2 separate regions of the Homo sapiens genome follow, and region 1 is linked to region 2. A link is a contact called in ENCODE Hi-C or POLR2A ChIA-PET data. All regions are on one chromosome and are shown on one strand. Each heading gives the region's core, a stretch centred on a gene start or an enhancer-like site at or near the end of the contact. The rest is flanking DNA. Distances are from core to core; before and after follow the strand shown.

Region 1 (2,700 bases), core at 51-2,550, 230 kb before region 2:
TTGTTGAGGTTCACATTCATCCCCTAGTATCAATCCAATGTAAAGTATTTGCCTCTAACTTTGTTTTTTTCATTTTGGGGTTTGCAGTGAGAGCAGTTAGGAAAAACTTACTCATTTCTCTAAATAAACTGAATAATTATATTAATATTTTCCAAGATTTTGTGTGGATATTTTTCATGATTGCCCTTTACATATAAAACATTGATTTTTAAATTGGATCATTTCTCCTATAATTTAATAACTTAAAACCAATGCCTAGTTTCTGTGTTTTCATCTTGTCATCTAATGCAGAGATGGATATGACAACATGAGGCATTTTAGTGAGAATTAAATTGGAAAACGTGTGTGTAAAAATAACAACAATGAAGGAGCTCAAAAACTGTGACTTGTGTCTGAATGCATAATTTAATCAATATAGCAGCCCTCCCCAACATAGAAAAACACTCACTAAATATCCTTCTGACTCCACAGACCACAATTCCTTAGAGAACTGGAGCACTGTCTTTGCATCTTTGTCTGTCCAGGTCCAAGACAGTGCTTGGCAGCCAACCACCATTCAGGAGATCCATGTTGAATGCAGGCAGAAAAGGATTTAATCTCTTCCCCAGCTCCTCAGGAAGAGAGCTTGCTTAGAAAATATATTTCTAGTACACATTTGTTTCATATTAGTCTCTCACCAAGTCTATGCAACTGTGGGATCCCGGAGACACAGAAGGTCAAGTCCTTCTTGCTATTTACTGACTTGCCTGTCCAACAGTTCCCATCATGATAGTCTTTCCTGGAAAATATTTAGGAAGACTAAAGCTTTTCTTAGTCATCTATGTAAACACTCTCGGAACATTTAATACGTGGCTGACACCATGCTAGACATTTTCACAACGATTATCTCATTTAATTTGCACTGTGATTTTTAAGTTGGATAGTATCAACCATATTTTACAGATGAGAAATGAAGATTTAAACATGTTAAGTTATTTGCCCACAGCTAATAAATGTCAGAGCACAGTTCTTGAGCCCCAGTCTCTCTGACGCCATATCCAGGTCTCATTCCACTCCATTACAGCGCCTAACAAAGAACAACTTAGGAAAATATTGTCTTTCTGTTTCCCTTTCTCTCTTCTGTCCTTTCTCCAAACATTGCTCATACAATGGAATGGAATTCTAAGGAGAGAGAAATAAATTCTTTTCTTTTGGAACTCCTTTTCCTTTGGATTTGTTCCCGGTTCTTGTGTGAACCATGGTTCAACTTCCACATCCTCTCTTTGACCCTAACTTCCTCTCAGATCCTTTTTCCAACAATCCTCTCCCACCCCATGTGATGAATCACCTGGCTTGCCTCAAGACAGAGAATAACAGACTCCAACCACCCCATCATTGCCTATGGTTCCAGCTAGCCATATATGCAGCCCTACATGCCTTATTTGGGTGAGTGGATCTAAGACGGTAATAGGTTTCTAATCGTTTTAATATGTACGTCATTCAGCAGAATAAACTGGTCATACTTACTAGTATTAATTTATTCATTCATTTATTCACTAAATGTTCACTCTTAATAAAGCATTCTGTTAGACACAAGGAACTCAAAGGTAAATACATTATATTCTCTGCATAGTAGGATACTAAAAACTTGTAGGAGGTGCAAATGAGTAAGCATTACAAAATAATGTGGTAAATTATGTGAGAGGTAGATAGGGTATAGTAGTGTAAGCCTTATATGCTTTGAGATAAATTAACCAGAATTGGAAGCCTAGCTTTCACACTTACTTGGAAGTATGCTCTCATGCAAGTCTCTTAGTCTTTTTGAATTCCATTTTCCTCATCTGTAAAACTGGAATAAGAATTTCTACCCATATTGCCATTATGAAGATTAAATGAAATGACAGAGAACATGGCCAGAGAAAAAGAACCCAATATAACCCATATCCTATCCCATTAGAGAAGAGGAGTAATGATAATAAAGTATAATTTTTCTCAAAATGAAGCCCAAGTTGAGAAACCAAAAGACAGTAATTTTTGAGACTGAATTACACAAAAATTGAACTAACGTTGTTAGACTTTTGTGTTTGATCAAGTAAGACCTAAAATAACTACAATATTTGATATGGTTTGGCTGTGTCCCCACCCAAATATCATCTTGAACTGTAGCTCCCATAATTCCCACATGTTGTGGGAAGGACCTGGTGGGAGATAATTGAATCATGGGGTCAGTTCCCTCATATTGTTCTTGTGGTGGTGAATAGGTCTCAAGTTATCTATTGGTCTTATAAGGGGTTTCCCCTTTTGCTTGGCTTTCATCCTCTCTTGCTTGTCCCCAGGTAAGATGTACCTTTTGCCTTCCACCACGATTGTGAGGCCTTCCCAGCCACATGGGACTGTGATTCGATTAAACCTCTTTTTCTTTATACATTACCCAGTCTCAGGTATGTCCTTATTAGCAGCATGTGACAGACTAACACACTAAATTGCTACTGGTGGCACTGCTGTAAAGATACCCAAAAATGTGGAAGCAACTTTGGAACTGGGTAACGGATAGAGGTTGAGACAGTTTGGAGGGCTCAGAAGACAGAAAAATGTGGGAACGTTTGGAACTTCCTAGAGACTTGGAGGGCTCAGAGGAAGACAGGAAAATGTTGGGAAGTTTAGAACTTCCTAGAGACTTGTTGAATGGCTTTGACCAAAATGCTGATAATGATATGGACA
Region 2 (2,700 bases), core at 188-2,687:
TGTAAACGGCAGGTAGATCGTTTCTGCTATTGATTGTCTTATTTATAGCTAACAAAATGCATACATTAGTTAGGAGAGAGGAATGAAAATAGTCTGTCAATTACTTTTGTGCTCACAAACTATGCTAGACATTTCAAGTTCTTCATTCAAAATTCCATAGCATCTGTTTAAGATAGTAGCTACTTACTTCATCTCACAGGTGTGCCACTAAGGCTTAGAAAGGTGAAGCATCTCGCCAATGTCACATAGGTAGTAACTGGAAGAATCAAAGCTTAATCCAAAGTTGCTTGGCTGCAAACTTATTTTTGGGTTTTCAAATGTGCACTAAAAGCACTGGCTAGGCTGGTTGGGGAGAAACCGAAGAAGAGGAACTCATGTAGAACAGGGAAACTATTGGACCAGCCAAAGCTGCTTAACCTTTTCTGCTGTAATAAAATGTTCAAGGGTACCATGGCCTTAGTCAGCGGCATCTGAATCCACTCTTACGAAGCTGTGATTCTGTGACATGCTTGATAGACACTTATCTGAGTCTATCAATTAAAGCTTCAGCAAACTCTGTCCAGATGTATTTTCATCTATAGTTTTAAGACAAATTATTATTTAATGTCAGTCTTTTTTCCTGTAAATGTGTACACCATGCTAAGTGCTTTACATGCTTAGCATCGGTCAATCTTCACAACAGCTCTGTGCTGTGGCTTGTTATCCTCATCCAACAGATGTGAAAACCAAGGATCCTTCCAAGCTTGCACGGCCAATTTTGGTGGAACCACAATTAAGATGCAAGTTGGTTTAACTCTGAAACCTGTGTTTCTTCATGAAATTGTGCCACGATTTCATTAGGAGAAGCCCTCTTGCAGGCCCCTTTCGTATTTAACGAATAATCCATACTTCATGGTTTCTGCTGCTTTTCTTTTCCTGGAGGATTTTATTAAGAAATCCATTTGTCTTTGCACCCTGGGAGCTGCTTCCTCCTGCTGTCTGACTCAGGCTTTTCAGCCTATTTGCACCTCAAATCCCTCATTAGGGAATCCAGGCTGGGGAGAGTTCTAGGCACAGTTTAAAAGGTTTTGCTCCCCCCACCCTGCCCGCCCACCCCTTCCTATTTTTGCTTTTATTTTTAACTGCACTTCTTTCTGACAGGAACTCTGTTTGTCCTGACTTGAGTCTGATGTTATGAGTCACTGGGGAGATATAATATGCTGATTGCTGAACCAGGTTATTATTTTTTCTTTTTCTATGACTCATTCTCTTCAAAATCTCTAATTTATGATAAAAGTCAGTAAGATGTAAGCACAGAAAATGTTCCTAATGGGCTGTCTTATTAGGTTTGGGCCCACTTTGTCTAGTTTAACTCTTGAGATGAACAATGTAATTCAGTGTCCCCCTTAGAAAGATCTGGGGCCGGTGGGCCATGGCTCCTCCCACACCACTGCCAGGCAGGGCAATGAGCAGTGCTAGGGCTCCACTCATAGGAAGAGTTCAACCTGTGGACCCAGTTGAAAGAAGAGAAAGCTTCTGATGAGATACTACTAGTGCTGCCCACATATGTGCATCACAAGGACATAGAGCCATAAAAACCTATCCTGCTTTACAATGTTTCTAATGAAGGAACATTATAAGTCATCATCCCCTTAAAATGCCACCCCAAAATGGGGCAAACGCATATGCAAAATACAAACATAGCTCACAAGATGACAGTGTAAACTAAGAAAATCTACTCAGACGTAGAAAGAGATGGGGATTTTTTATGATCCACTTTGTTATGTAAACAAAGAGTCAGACTGTTAGACCAGGACAAGATTTTCAAGGTCTCATTCAATGCACGACCACTTTTCATAGCCCCTTGGACAGATGCAGCCAGTAATGGGGAGCTCCCTGTGTTCTCAACTATTTAACCATTTGAAGTTCATTGGTGAATAATTGAACACTTACCCTGTGCCCCGATGTCTCCTAGGAACCAGAGATGCAAATGTGATAATGATGTCTCTAAACTGCCCTGGTCTTAGGAGGACAAACTCCTGACTCTTCTTCAGCAACCCCCGCTGTGTCCCTTCTTAGCCTTGCCCAAGCCTGTTTAACCTGCGCCGGACCCACAGCATGAGGCTGAGGCAGCTTCTAAGCTGCTATAGATGTGGCCTTTAGTCCGCTGGGTTGCTCTTTTGTGTCAGCCTCTGCCTGGTGACACAGCTTGTCAGTGCCACTGCTTGGGATCTGCCGCAGTGCAGCAGCTGGAATGAATCACACGCCTCTTCCAATTTCAGTGGTCTTCTGTTGTTATGGACTGAGTTCTGTCCCCCTAAAATCCGCATGTGGAAGTAGTCGTAACCCAATGTGACTGTATTTAAAGATAGGGTCTTTAAGGAGATAATTAAGCTTATTTAATTTTTTATTCATGTAAGTTTACAGGATATAAGTGTAATTTTTTTGCATGTATAGATTACATAGTGGTCAAGTCAAGGCTTTTAGGGTACCCATTGCCTGAATAGCATACGCTGTACCATTAAGTAATTTCCCATCCTCTACCAATTTAATTAAGTTTAAATGCTGTCAAAAGAGTGGGAAGCTAATCCGATAAGACCTGTGTCCTTATTAAAAGAGGAAGAGACACCAGGAATGTGCAAACAAGGATGAAAGGTCACATAAGGACACAGTGAGAAGGTGACCATCTGCAAGCCAGGAAGAAGCCAACCCTGCTTCACC

What was found. A loop is a pair of places that touch in the nucleus more often than their neighbours do. ChIA-PET counts read pairs that join two places held with the same protein, here RNA polymerase II (POLR2A).
Region 1: a loop to region 2 is called in a map of endothelial cell of umbilical vein, with 6 times the contacts of the local background. The contact joins two enhancer-like sites. A Hi-C loop is called at or near these places in 1 of 168 maps with a recorded cell type or tissue (endothelial cell of umbilical vein). POLR2A ChIA-PET finds 5 or more read pairs at or near these places in 2 of 52 experiments (H1 and endothelial cell of umbilical vein).

The regions. Positions count from the first base shown.
Region 1 is chr2:12,786,596-12,789,295 of GRCh38, reverse strand. No RefSeq gene overlaps it. Among named protein-coding and RNA genes, the nearest start is that of MIR3125, 51 kb to the right of the region's middle. Within about 2 kb of position 1,300, at least 5 of the 41 ENCODE cell types and tissues checked have a DNase peak (open chromatin) inside an H3K27ac peak, as active enhancers do.
Region 2 is chr2:12,553,854-12,556,553 of GRCh38, reverse strand. The region is part of intron 4 of MIR3681HG (MIR3681 host gene); the gene reads right to left. Among named protein-coding and RNA genes, the nearest start is that of TRIB2, 160 kb to the left of the region's middle. Within about 2 kb of position 1,437, at least 5 of the 41 ENCODE cell types and tissues checked have a DNase peak (open chromatin) inside an H3K27ac peak, as active enhancers do.